Regions from separate parts of the Homo sapiens genome. Here region 1 is linked to region 2. The links are chromatin contacts, found by Hi-C or POLR2A ChIA-PET in ENCODE. All regions are on one chromosome and are shown on one strand. The core of a region is the stretch at or near the end of the contact, and the rest is flanking DNA. Distances in the headings are between cores, read along the strand shown. Region 1 has its middle 56 kb from the start of KIF13A. Region 2 overlaps NUP153 (nucleoporin 153).

Evidence for each region. A loop is a pair of places that touch in the nucleus more often than their neighbours do. ChIA-PET counts read pairs that join two places held with the same protein, here RNA polymerase II (POLR2A). Pooled maps may share reads with other maps.
Region 1: a loop to region 2 is called in a pooled map, with 2.1 times the contacts of the local background. The contact joins two enhancer-like sites. A Hi-C loop is called at or near these places in 1 of 50 pooled maps. POLR2A ChIA-PET finds 5 or more read pairs at or near these places in 4 of 52 experiments (A549, BJ, H1 and 1 more).

What each region holds. Positions count from the first base shown.
Region 1 is chr6:18,039,749-18,046,909 of GRCh38, forward strand. No RefSeq gene overlaps it. Among named protein-coding and RNA genes, the nearest start is that of KIF13A, 56 kb to the left of the region's middle. Within about 2 kb of position 3,648, at least 12 of the 41 ENCODE cell types and tissues checked have a DNase peak (open chromatin) inside an H3K27ac peak, as active enhancers do.
Region 2 is chr6:17,663,681-17,670,987 of GRCh38, forward strand. It overlaps NUP153 (nucleoporin 153), which reads right to left. Exons shown (of 22, transcript NM_005124.4): 6 at 5,750-5,866; 7 at 5,613-5,657; 8 at 5,295-5,348; 9 at 1,559-1,705. Among named protein-coding and RNA genes, the nearest start is that of NUP153, 40 kb to the right of the region's middle. RefSeq lists a silencer at 1,458-1,752. Within about 2 kb of position 1,636, at least 3 of the 41 ENCODE cell types and tissues checked have a DNase peak (open chromatin) inside an H3K27ac peak, as active enhancers do.

The sequences.
Region 1 (7,161 bases), core at 2,398-4,897, 380 kb after region 2:
ACTGTAAGAGGGCGAGTTTTATGGTATGTGAATTATATCTCAGTGAAGATGTCATTTAAAAATTATAGTGGTGGGAGGCCGAGGCAGGCAGATCACCTGAGGTCAGGAGTTTGAGACCAGCCTGGCCAACATGGTGAAACCCCATCTCTACTGAAAATACACAAATTAGCCAGGTGTAGTGGCACGCGCCTGTAATCCCAGCTATTTGGGAGGCTGAGGCATGAGAATCGCTTGAACCTGAGAGGCAGAGGTTGCAGTGAGCTGAGATCACACCACTGCACTCCAGCCTGAGGGAGAGAGTGAGACTCTGTCTCAAAGAAAAAAAAAATTATCTATCTATCTATAGTGGGACATCATCAGAATTAAGCAGAAGAATGGTATGATTTATGCTTTTAAAAAACGAGCTGCTATATGGGGTAGACTGGGGACCGAGGGAAAAGCAAGTGGAGACACCAGTCTGGAGATGGGAGCAGCAGTGAATGTGAAAAACCATGACGTCTAAGACTAATAACAGTGGTGGTGATGGAGACAAGGGGGAATAATTGAGATATATTTTGAAGGGTGAACCTACTGGATTACTTTTGGATTACACGTGGAGAGTGAGAGACTAGGAGGTATTAGGAATGATTCATAAGTTTCTAACTTGGACAACTAAATGGAGAGTGATATTCACCCTTTGAAAAAGTTCATTTTTGTTTCTCCAAAGCCCTATGAATAAGTCATACTCTAAACATTCAATAGATCAAGAAATCGAAGATTAAAAACTTGTTAGCCAGGTGCGGTGGCTCATGCCTGTAATCCTAGCACTTTGGGAGGCTAAGGCGGGTGGATTGCCTGAGCTCAGGAGTTCGACACCAGCCTGGGCAACATGGTGAAACTCCATTTCTACTAAAATACAAAAAATGGGCTGGGCGCAGTGGCTCACACCTGTAATCCCAGCACTTTGGGAGGCCGAGGCAGGCAGATCATGAGGTCAGGAGATCAAGACCATCTTGGCTAACACAGTGAAACCCCATCTCTACTAAAAAAATACAAAAAAATTAGCCAGGCGTGGTGGCAGGCGCCTGTAGTCCCAGCTATTGAGAAGCTGAGGTAGGAGAATGGCATGAACCCAAGAGGCTGAGCTTGCAGTGAGCCAAGATCGCACCACTGCACTCCAGCCTGGGCGACAGAGTGAGACTCTGTCTCAAAAAAAAAAAAAAAAAAACCCAAAAACACAACAACAACAACAACAAAACTTAGCCAGGTGTGGTGGCGTATACCTGTAGTCCCAGCTACTCAGCAGGCTGAGGAGAAGAATTGTTTGAACCTGGGAGGCAGAGGTTACAGTGAGCTGAGATCGCACCACTGCCCTCCAGCCTGGGCTACAGAGCTAGACTCTGTCCCTCCCACCAAAAAAAAAACCCAAAAGACAGTTGTTAAACCGTTAAACCAATTTCTTCCCAAATCAAACAGCTAGAAAGGAGGGGGATGTCAGAGTTGGGACTCCTTTCTAATATGGAAGTTCATGTGCTTTTCACTGAGCAATTTGTTCCTTGTGTTCTCTCTAATAGGCCTGAAGATGTGCATTACATTAAGAATTTACATTTAAGAATATAACATTTACAGAAGATAAAAAAAATTTTTTTAAATACACTGATGTACACTTTTTGCTTTAAAAAAAAAGATGGATATGCGGAAATTTGTAGCCTGATTGTTGACTAAGTTGAGGAATCTTTTGCTATGTAAGAAAATAAATTCCACAGTTCAGTGGGTTAGATACACAATTTTTGGATTTGACAGCTAAAATTATTTGTTCCCTCTGAATGCTGGTTTTTTTTTTTAAGTGCTTTTCTTGGCTTGGTATAACTGGCCTCTATTATTAATGTCCACATTCACTTTTGGACTAATATTTCATTCTTAGGCAAACCAATGTCATTAAAATAGAAGAAAGAGCTCTTATAGAGGCTCTACTCTGCTCCCCAGGTATCAAAGAAGGGCATCTTCAAGAGGGAAATTAGAGTGAGAATTCAGAGAATTGAAAAAGTGAGGAAAGTATAAGGGAAGAGTTTCTCAATCTTTTTTTTTTTTTTTTTTTTTTTTTTTTGAGATGGAGTTTCGCTCTTGTTGCCCAGGCTGGAGTGCAATGGCGCAATCTCAGCTCACTGCAACCTCCGCTTCCTGGTTCAAGTGATTCCTGCCTCAGCCTCCCAAGTAGCTGGGATTACAGGCACGTGCCACCACGTCTGGCTAATTTTTTGTATTTTTAGTAGCGATGGAGTTTCACCATGTTGGCCAGGCTGGTCTTGAACTCCTGACCTCAGGTGATCCACCTGCCTCAGCCTCCCAAAGTGTTGAGATTACAGGCGTGAGCCACCGTGCCTGGCCAGTTTCTCAATCTTTTTAAACCTTTGCCCTCTTAGATAAAACTGCACTTCAACTTCACACATGCTCCATCCTCACCCAGCTGAGATTCTGACATAGATTTCCAGGGTCATATCATCCTCAGTGGTTTGCTGCCAGCCAAGATTCATGAAACTTCACATTTGGCACTTTGTATTACTTTAAAATTTTCCAGTAGAAGTTTGTGTTAGGATATTTAACATGGCTTTTTGAATGACACTCCACCTCTGCCTCTCCAGTCCTGCAACAAAGAGAGCACTTCTCTTCCTTTGTCATTTTCCCTGTGGTCTCTTAGGACACGCTAGGTCCCCTGCTTCTCTTCTTATATCCTCTCCTCTCCCCAAGGGGAGTTTCTTCTGCATATTCATAGTTTCTGCTCCTTCTTTTCCTTGGCTTGGCCATCCTGGACACAAACCTAGTTGTGATGGCAGCACACTCCATGGAGCTGGTGAGAGCCCCACCCCTTCTGAGTTGGGACAGGAGCTCCCCGGGTGCTGCTATAGCCGCCCAATGCAGCTGCAGACCCAGGCCTCCTGCTCTACAGAGCAGGCAGGAACCCCACTCTCCTGGGTGGGGCTACAGGAACCCAAACTGTAGCTGTGGATTCATCTGAGCCTCCCTGTGCTCTTGGGGGAGGGCTGGCAGCAGGCAGGATCTGCCTTTCTGGGTGAGGGTGTGGCTGCAGCCACCCTCCTAGATGCGGGAGCCAGGTGTCTCTGCAGCCTGCACCCTCAGCAGCCCCAGGAAGGACCCCCTCCGCTGCCCTGAGCCACCCACTCCTCTGAGCTGTTCTAACACTAAATAAAACTCTTCTTCTCCACCCTGCGCTTGTCTGTGTACCTCATTCTTCCTAGATGCAGGGTGAGAACTCGGGCAAAGGTGCTTCGGCCGCAGAGGTTTCCCACCAGAAAAATTGACACCCCAGAGATCCTGTAACACTTGGACATCAGTGTCTGCATCCTTTTGTTTTCTGTTCTTTCTCCTGCTAAGTGACCCCTTTTCTTGTTACTTTTCCATTCAAGCTGCTGGCAGAAAGAAGCTGTCTGGCCATGTTCAGGCTAGAAGTCACAGTCAGCTCATACCTGCCTAGGTCAGAGGCTCCATCCGGTCCCACATCCATAAGAGGCTGGTGGAAAACATGCTGCCTAACCCCACCACTTTGACAAGTGGATGTCAGTGGGCAGGGCCCATGGAGCCTGCTCAGCAGAGCACTGTTGTTCCTGGAGGCCATGCTGACTGCAGCAGTCAAGGCTTTAGCTGCTTTACCAGTGCTCCCCTCCAGAGCTCCGTGGCAGGGTGAGTCATGCTGTGGGAATCTCACACTGGAAATGGCCAAAAAGCTTCTATTTGCTTCAGTGTTAGTTTCTTTCTTTCTTTTTTTTTTTTTTTGAGATGGAATCTTACTATGTCACCCAGGCTGGAGTGTAATGACTCGATCTTGGCTCACTGCAACCTCCGTCTCCTGGGTTCAAGCAATTCTCCTGTCTCAGCCTCCTGAGTAGCTGGGACTACAGGAGCCTGCCACCACACCCAGCTAATTTTTTGTATTTTTAGTAGAGACGGGGTTTCGCCTTGTTGGTCAGGCTGGTCTCGAACTCCTGACCTCAGATGATCCACCTGACTCGGCCTCTCAAAGTTCTGGGATTATAAGCATGAGCCACCACGCCTGGCAATGTTAGTTGGTTAGCCTGAGGAAACTGACACTTTTCTGAGGGGTAGCTAGCATGGCAAGAAATTAAATGAGCATTCTTCTTCTTCTTTTTTTTTTTTTTTTTTGAGACGGAGTCTTGCTCTGTTGCCCAGGCTGGAGTGCAATGGCGTGGTCTAGGCTCACTGCAACCTCTGCCTCCCAGGTTCAAGCTATTCTTCTGCCTCAGCCTCCCGAGTAGCTGGGACTACAGGTGTCTGTCACCGCGCCTGGCTAATTTTTTTTATTTTTAGTAGAGAGGGGGTTTTCACCATGTTCGCCAGGCTGGTCTCGAACTCCTGACCTCAAGTGATCTGCCTGCCTCGGCCTCCCCAAGTGTTGGGACTACAGGTGGGAGCCACCGCTCCCAGCCAAAATGAACATTCTTTAATATTGCTATGACCTTAAATCCTCATCTGGTATTCCTTACTGTGATAAGGTGGGGGCCAGCTGGGCCACCACATATAGCTGTGTAGGTTGTGACTTGCGCAACTCCAGGCCGTCCCTTTTCACATTAGCATCTATACCCTAGCCTTACTTTTATCCCCCAGGCCATTCCTACTTTTCCAGCCACATGGAAGAGAGAACATAAGCAAAAAAGAAGTCTCATCCTTCTCCTCGTTCCTCCCATTGAAAGGTCCTTCTCCCTTACATGCACCACGTGGCCCATTGCATGCTCTCTGTGCTGTGAGTGTGTCCTGGGCCTAGAGTAAAAAACGTTTCGTTTTTGGAAGTGAATTAAGGAAGTGCGCTCGAGTGGCTTCTTGACTTTAGTATCTGGGAAAGTTATCTTCCTAGAGGTGATGAAGGTGCTAAAAAGCAAAGTGGAAGATATGTGGATAACATACCTGACATGCTTTTAGCCCTGCCAGCCCTGACATAGGAACAATCACATTACCATTAATGTGAGGACAAGCAGCCTGAATCAGTGTGGCCCAGGATAGACATGACCTAATTTGGAAGCTAAAATGTTGTTTTACAAAAAGGCCTGAGGCTCTCGTATCCCTCCTCTCCAGCATCGTCAGTTCCTTTAGAAAAGAGAAAGGCAAAGGTTGATGGGAATGCTAGTGGAAATGGAATCAGGTTAGCCTGGAAAGAATTCTATGCTTCCTTTGCACTATTTTATGTACAGTATCTGTGTCTGTTTGGTTGACAACAAGGAAGGAAGTTGCTTCTCCCTATTATTCCTTATCAGTTCACATGTCTCTGTTCCCTGAACATTCCCAGTACTTTCTGCCTCAGCTATAAAGTTCTCTGCTTTGAATTCTGCCATATTCAATGCTTAGCAAAATACAATACAAAATTCTTTGAATTCTGCTAATTCAATGCTTAGCGAAAATGTAAAAAACTTTTTTAGTATAAAATCTTAAAAAGTACTCAATACTACTTAAAAAAGAGAGAAAATAGAATAGTATAATAATATCATACGTCCAGTAGTGGGTTGAAAATGTTATGCCCATGTCCTGATGCTGAAAATTTATGAATGTGACTTTATTTGGAATGAAGGTCTTTGCAGATATAATTAAAGATCTGACAATGAGATCATCCTGAATTATCTAGTGGGCTCTAAATTCAATGATAAGCATTCTTATAAGAGACAGAAGCAGAGAAGACACAGACACAGAAGAGAAGGCCATGTGATCACGAGAAATGGATTGGAGTTATGAGCCCGAGCCCATGGCCAAGAACCCTTGAGGCCACCAGAAGCTGGAAGAGGCAGGAAGGATTCTCCCTTAGAGCCTTCAGAGGGAGCAAGACCCTGTTTTGATTTCAGACCTCTGGCTTCCAGAACTGTGAGACAATAAGTTTCTGTTGTTGTAAGCCCCCCAATTTGAGGTAATTTGTTACAGCAGCCTCAGGAAATGAATACATCATCACCTAGATTCAAATTCACTATTTTGCCACATTTGCTTTACTTCTGTCTCCCTCCCTCACTCCCTCCTTCCCTCCCTCCCTCCCTTCTTCCCTTCCTTTTTTCCTTCCTTCCTTCCTTCCTTCCTTCCTCCCTCCCTCCCTCCCTTCCCCCCTCCCTTCCTTCCCTTTCTTAATGAAGTGTTTTAAAGCAAATTCCTAGTATTATATAATTTAACTCCTATATACATCTACATATATCTCAGAATTTACAAGCATTTAAAAATGTAACCCCAATGCCATTATAACAACCAACTAATTAACTAACTAAAAATAAGTATCTGGTATCTAAAATATCTTTTAATATTTCTCTTTAACACTATCTCTGAATCTTACTAGATTTTCACTCCTCTTTGAATTTTCCTATATTTTTGAGCTATCTTTCTAGAAAGGAACTGCCTAGGATTAAATGCACCATTACAGGTTTGGGCTTCTATGTGTATGGATGGCAAGTATCTCAATGTTCTTCCTCACTAATGGTGAAAAATTTTTGGAATTCTTTCTCTAGCTAAAAATAAAGATTTACTTTTTCCTTTACAACATTAGCTTTTGTCTAGGATTGACATTCAGAAGTCCCACTTCAAAGTCATTTGGGAGGTGGGTGAAAATAAAGTCACAGAACAGAAAAGCAAACTGGATTCTAATATTTTTGCCCCAAATTTATAAGAATTTAGCTGTGAAAAATGAAATACCAAAAAAAGGTGAAAACCAGGAAGTTATTCTAAGTTGGCTTTTAAGTGATTCTATCACAAGTTTCTCCTTTCTGTGAGAAATTTCTTTTTTTTTTTTTTTGAGACAGAGTTTTGCTCTGTGGCCCAGGGTGGAGTGCATTGGTGGCATGATCTTGGCTCACTGCAACCTCCACCTCCCAGGTTCAAGGTATTCTTTTGCCTCAGCCTCCCAAGGAGGTGGGATTACAGGTACCCACCACCACGCCCGGCTAATTTTTGTATTTTTAGTGGAGACAGGGTTTCGCCATGTTGGCCAGGCTGGTCTCCAACTCCTGACCTCAGGTGATCCACCCGCCTTTGCCTCCCAAAGTCATGGGATTACAGGTGTGTGCCACTGCACCCGACGGAGAAATTTCTCTTAACATTTTAAAAGTGCCAAATGTTATGCTCTGAATAATTGTGTTTGACAGTCCTTTCAAAGAGATATATGGTGCCCAATGAACTGTATTT
Region 2 (7,307 bases), core at 386-2,885:
CACTGTACTAATCTTTCTAAGTTTCAAGGTTTTCAATAAATTGAGTTGTTAGAAATGAGATAAAATATAACTAAAGGCATAAACAATAAGGTGTTAAGTAAACAAAATAAATACAAGTTAAATGACACAAAAAACCAGACAAACCCAGATTATGGGACATTTTATAAGACAACTGGCCTGGTCTCTTCAAAAACCTATGATCCAGCAATTCTATTTCTAGGTATAAACCCAAGAGAAATAAAAACATGTCCACACACACAAACACACAAAAAAACACTTATACATAAATGTTGACAGGAGCATTATTCATTACAGCCAAAAAGTAAAACCAACCCCAATGTCCTTCAAGTGATTAATGGATAAAACAAAATCTAGTATATCCATACAATGAAATATCTACAAAATCTAGTATTCCTTACAATGAAATATTATTCAGCCATAAAAAGGGAAAAAATGAAGTACTGATACATACTACGACGTGAATGAACCTTGAAAACACTATGCTAAGTGGCTACTGACGGGTATGGGTATGAGATTTTCAAAGGGTGGGAGAGATGGTAATACAAATGTTCTAAAATTTACCATTATGATGGCTTAACAGTTGAACAACTCACAGACACCACTTTATTTATAAAGTGTTTTCCAAACATGCTAAAACCACTGAATTGAAAACTTTAAATAGGAGAATTGTATGATATGTGAATTATCTCAAGAAACAGAAACCAATGTGGCCAGGGTGAGGGTTTGAGGTCTGGAAAAACAAAACCAAAAGCAGTATCTGAACCTTGCTCGAGTCCTGGTTCAAAAAAGCAATTATGAAAAACGTTTCAATATGGACTGGATATTAGATAATTTTAAGGAATTAGAATTAATTTTCTTAGATGGGATAATATAGGACAAAGTACTTAGGAGATGCATATCAAAGTACTTAGGGTTCAAAAGATAATGTCTGAAATTTACTTGCAGATAGTTCAACACCACCACATGAAAGAAACAGATAAAGCAAATCCGGCAAAATTATGTAACCTAAACAATGGGTACATGCTAGAGTTTACTAGTCAACACTAACTTAAGATCTGACCAAGGTAGTGGCCAGGCGCGGTGGCTCACATCTGTAATCCCAGCACTTTGGGAGGCCAAGGCAGGTGGGTCACTTGAGGTCAGGAGTTCGAGACCAGCCTGGCCAACATAGTGAAACCCTGTCTCTACTAAAAATACAAAAATTAGCTGGGTGAGGTGGCACATGCCTGTAGTCCCAGCTACTCGGGGGGCTGAAGCAGGAGAATCACTTGAACCCGGGAGGCAGAGGTTGCAGTGAGCTGAGACCATGCCATTGCACTCCACCCCTGGAGACAGAGTGAGACTCCGTCTCAAAAAAAAAAAAATTTGATCAAGGTGACAGCTATTTTAAAAGCATACCAATTCATAATCATCACTAATTCACAACCTTTATGTGTTATACAGTTGCTAGAATACAATGGTAGTTATATTTTACATTATTTAGTCTTACTTATTCTAATCAATATTCAAAGACTGGTAGAAATATACATATACTCACACTGCACTTGTTATCTATTCTTTGATTAGTCTTCCTGAATTCACCAGAAGGAGTCAGAGATGGTTTAAAATAAACACTTCGATTTGTTGCTATGGAAACTGGCTTTGGGGTCATAAGTCTCTGAACAGGAGGATATTGAGAATCCACCTTACAGGTAAAGAGAAATCAAAAACATTTATTTTCATATAAATCAATGATTCATATCTAAATTTTGACAATAGCTAACATGACCTAAAGACCATGAGTATTTCCCAGAGAAATATACAGTAGATACAAACAAATAAGAGGAAAAACTGATAATAATGGAACCTAAGGTATGTATTCATATACCTATGCACATAAATATACACACATATAATTCTAAAATGGCTTCACGGATACTCTATATTTCATTCCAGACTTAATGACTTTTCACACACATGCATGCATACAAAATGGAACTATATTCAAAACAGCACTACAGATCAAACCTTTTACAGTTTTTTGTTTTTTTTTTTTAAGAGACGGACTCCTGCTCTGTCACCCAGACCACAGCTCACTGTAGGTGAGACCTGGGTGATCCTCCCACCACAGCCTCCTGTGTACACAGGCGTGCGCCACCACACCCGGCTAATTTTTTTGGTTTTTTTTTGTAGAGACAGGGTCTCGCCATGTTGCTCAGGCTGGTCTCAAACTCCTGGGCTCAAGCAATCTGCCTGCCTCAACCTCCCAAAGTGCTGAGATTACAGACATGAGGCAACTCACCTGGCTTTTTTTTTTTTTTTTAAATGGAGACTAGGTCTTGCTGTGTTGCCCAGGCTGATCTCAAACTTCTGGGCTCAAGCAATCCTTCTGCCTCAGCCTCTCAAAGAGTGCTGGGATTACAGGCATGAGCCACTGCACCTGGCCCAGAGTGAATTTTAAATGCATGAACTAAAATGTACTTTTGTCACATTTTCCCTGAATTACTGTCCATATTTTTTGAGCTGCAAATAAGATATTTTAAAACTAGCTATGGGCCAGGCGTGGTGGCTCACACCTGTAATCCCAGCAATGTGGGAGGCCGAAGCAGGTGGATCATTTGAGGTCAGGAGTTTGAGACCAGCCTGGCCAACATGGTGAAAACGTCTCTACTAAAAATGTAAAAATTAGCCAGGCGTGGTGGCATGCGCCTGTAATCCCGGCTATTCAGGAGGCTGAGGCAGGAGAATCGTTTGAACCCGGAGGCAGAGCTTTCAATGGGCCGAGATTGTGCCACCGCACTCCAGCCTGGGAGACAGAGCAAGAGTCAGTCTCCCAAAACAAACAAAAAAACTAGCTATGAAAATATTTTAACTCCCAAAAATGTGACCGAATCCCTCTCCAAGTTATTTCCCCCATTGTTATTTAAATACCAAACCAAACCAAAAATCTTACAATGTAAGTCTAAATGGTAAATCACTGTTAAGACTTCCAAACTGTAAAATGAACTCAATTTATTATGTAAGTACACCAACTGTTTTGTTAACAGTCCTTTGCTAAACTGAAACATAGTAAAAATCCTGTTGGTATAAAACCACTATAAAGCCAGAAGCTTCTAACTCTGTCCAAAGACTGTAATCCTATGAATAAGGTCCTTTCATTCAGCAGCAGCTGTGAACAACATTGGTTTCCAGGGCAAAGCCTCTGTATGGTTACTAACTCTTCCCTAAAACCTCTTCGCAAATGTGACCTTACATACAACTCAATAAGAGAGTCTATTTTGTAGACTGTTCTGATAACATCTGTGAAACATGGGCTATGATACTGTATTCTGGCTTTTTATTTCTTAGCACCCATTAATAAACTTTTATGGATACGATACTCAACCATTAGTAAAACTGTTATTGATAAGAACTTACATTATGACATAATTTTAAAATTTCACCTCTTATTATAAAATAACCTGATATAAATGAGGGGTTGAGAAAAGCTAGTAGCTTAAATTAAGCCCATCATAGAAACTACTAATAGATTCCTTCTTGCCTAATTCCAAATGTCTAGGTAATTCCAAAAATTGAGAAGCAACACTCTTCCAATAAAAAGTTCAATATTAGCTTTCTTTGCATCAGAATTTCATTACAGATAATAATTTATCAATATCTTAGTCATTGCAATTAATTCATAAAATTATAATTTAAATAATTACTTTTGAGGAACTTGGTATTCCAAGAAATGTTTTCAAAAGAAAAATCCAAGCCAGGCACGGTGGCTCACGCCTGTAATCCCAGCACTTTGGGAGGCCGAGGCGGGCGGATCACGAGGTCAAGAGATCAAGGCTACCCTGGCTAATACGGTGAAACCCCATCTCTACTAAAAATACAAAAAATCGGCCAGGCATGGTGATAGGCGCCTGTAGTCCCAGCTACCTGCGAGGCTGAGGCAGGAGAATTGCTTGAGCCCTGGAGGTGGAGGTTGCAGTGAGCTGCGACTGTGCCACTGCACACTCCAGCCTGGGTGACAGAGCGAGACGCTGCCTCAAAAAGAAAAGAAAAAAAAGAAAAATCCAACAGTCTGCTTTCCCTGAAGGATGCTTAACCAGCTATAAATAAACTAACAAAAGATACCTCTTTAACCCAAACTATCAAACATTGTATTTTTTTCCCACAGTAACCGCCAAAGTTAATTTTAAGCAAATAGGATATATTAAAAGGGCAGCAAGATATAATGATCAACTTTATCAGTTCCACTATCTTGAAACAGTATTTTGTTTGGCTGATGAGAGATCTGCCTAATTGAAATTCTACTACACACAATAGATTTCACAAAATTTTGGTTAATGAGGAAAGTATACAAAGATGATGATGTGCAATGAGGACTTTAGTTTACTGAACTTTTTTTTTTTTTTTTTTTTTTTTGAGATAGAGTCTCACTTTGTCTCCCAGGCTGGAGTGCAGTGGCGCGGCCTCGGCTCACTGCACCCTCCGCCTCCCGGGTTCAAGTGATTCTCCTGCCTCAGCCTCCGGAGTAGCTGAGATTACAGGTGCGCACCGCCACACCTGGCTAATTTTTTTTTGTATTTTTAGTAGAGACAGGGTTTCACCATGTTGTCCAGGCTGGTTTTGAACTCCTGACCTCAAGTGATCCACTGGCCTGGGCCTCCCAAAGTGCTAGGATTACAGGCGTAAGCCACCGCACCTGGCCGATCACTCCTATTTTTATTTATCAAAAGGTAACAGTAAGCCATAAAGTCTGTCAAGATCCTCAAGATGGAAATGCTGAATAGCCCAAAAAAAAATTGGATGAGTATCTACTACATATACAATATTGTCCTGAGGACTGCAGAAGAGAGTAAAATGTCCAAGTAGAAGAATACTATTTTTCAGGGTCAGGCACAGTGGCTCACACCTTAGTCCCGGCACTTTGGGAGGCCACGGCAGGCAGATCACCTGAGCTCAGGAGTTTGAGACCAGTCTAGCCAAAACGGTGAAACCCTATCTCTACTAAAAATACAAAAATGAGCAGGGCATGATGGCACGTGCCTGTAATCTCAGTTACTAGGGAGGCTGGGGCACGAGAATCGCTTGAACCTGGGAGCCATAGGTCGCAGTGAGTCAAGATGGCACCACTGCACACCAGTCTGGATGACAGAGCGAGACTGAGACTCAAAAAAAAAAAGAATATTATTTTTCAAACATGTTCCCTAATGTCTAAACTAAATCCAATTTGTATACTTGTGAACTTTAAACACAACAAAATTGTAGACAGTTTAAATAACTAAATGCTAAAGAAGTTTTACCTTTTCTCTTTTGGCCTGAAAATCTGTGATATCTATCCCACTCCTATCAAGAGGCTGAAAAAAAAAAAAAACACTATTAGAATAGATGGGGAGTTATGAAAAATACCTTTTTTTTTTTTTTTGAGATGGAGTCTCACTCTGTCGCCCAGGCTGGAGTGCAGTGGCGCGATCTTGACTCACTGCAACCTCTGCCTCCCAAGTTCAAGTGATTCTCCTGCCTCAGCCTCCCAAGTAGCTGGGACTACAGGTGTGCACCACCACACCCGGCTAATTTTTGTATGAACAATATTTTGTAAAAAGGTTTAAATCTCAACTTACAGAATTCAGAGGAGAAGAAACAATGGATGGAATTCTTTTTGCATCCTGTTAAAGTTGAAAAAATAACAAAATTAAGATTTTTCAATAATATCAAGTTTTGTTACACTCCTGTATTAATCGTGATTTTAAAAATTTACCGCTAAAGGGCTTGACATCTTCTCTAAAGACTGCAATATTCGCCGAGCTGTTGAACTGGTCACACCGTAAGATTGTGCACTGAGTTGCTTAGCTTTCATTTGTCTTCTAACTGGTGCCTGTAAAGTAAACCCTATATTATTTGTTGCAACATAAAATCTAAGGCACATATTTCATGCAGTGAAAATATTTACAAGATAGAATGGATGTCCAAAGTAAAACAGGATTTAATGCATTAACAGCAATTTATCTTTGGGTGGTATCATTAAAAGTTCAATTTTTTTCTTTATGCCTTTACTGGAAATCCAATTCTCTGATTGAGAAATTACCTTTACAATAACAAAAGAATGATAAGACAGCATGCACCATTTTAAAGAAAGTATGGGCCGGGCATGGTGGCTCATGTCTGTAATCCCAGCACTTTGGGAGGTGTGAGGAGGGCGGACTGCCTGAGCTCAGGAGTTCAAGACCAGCCTGGGCAACATGGTGAAACCCCATCTGTATTAAAATACAAAAAATTAGCCAGGCGTGGCAGTGTGTGCCTGCAGTCCCAGCTACTCGAGAGGCTGAGGCAGGAGAACTGCTTTGAACCCAGGAGGCGGAGGTTGTGGTGAGCCGAGACTGCACCACTCTACTCCAGCCTGGGCAACAGAGCGAGACTCTTTCTCAAAAAAAAAAAAAAAAAAAAAAAAAGTACTACACGCTAGCTTAAGCTTTAGAAAAAGCTCTCTACATACTTACACCATTCTGTTAACCCCTTCGGTAATAACAGAATACTGTCCTCCACCAACACTCAGAAATAAGTCTCATAATTACTGTTAATTATATATGGGAGAATAAACAGGAAAGCAAGTACAACATCTAAAAACAAGACAAAAATCTTCAAATATAGGCATTTCATAGTCACTGCTGCCAATATATGTATATAAATACAACAGACTTTTGTATATTGACCTTGTATCCTGTGACCCTGTTAAACTCGCTTATTAGTTGTGGTGGCTTTTTTTGTATTTTCTTTGGATTTTTCTACGTAGATAAGCATGTTATCTGTGTACAGTAAAAATATTACAGGAATAATACCCTTTCCAATCTGCATGCATTGATTTCTGTGCCTACTGCACTGGCTAGCACCTGCAGTATGATGTTAAACAGTAGCAGTGATAGCAGACATCCTTGCTTGCTTCCTCATACCATTAAGTATGTTGCCAGATGATTTTTTTGTAAATGCACTTTATCAGGTAGAAGGATCTCAACTATACCTAGGTTTGTTCAAAAATTTTTATCATGACTAAATGTTGGATTTTTAAAAAATATTTTATGTATCTATAGAGATGTTCATATAGTACTCTTTAGATTGTTTACATGGTAAATCCCATTAATTTTTTATTTTTTATTTTTTTTTAGACAGAGTCTCAGTCTGTTGCCCAGGCTGGAGTGCGGTGGCACAATCTCGGCTCACTGCAACCTCCGCCTCCCAGGTTCAAATGATTCTCCTGCCTCAGCCTCCCGAGTAGCTGGGATTACAGGCACGTCCAACTGCAACCGGCTAATTTTTGTATT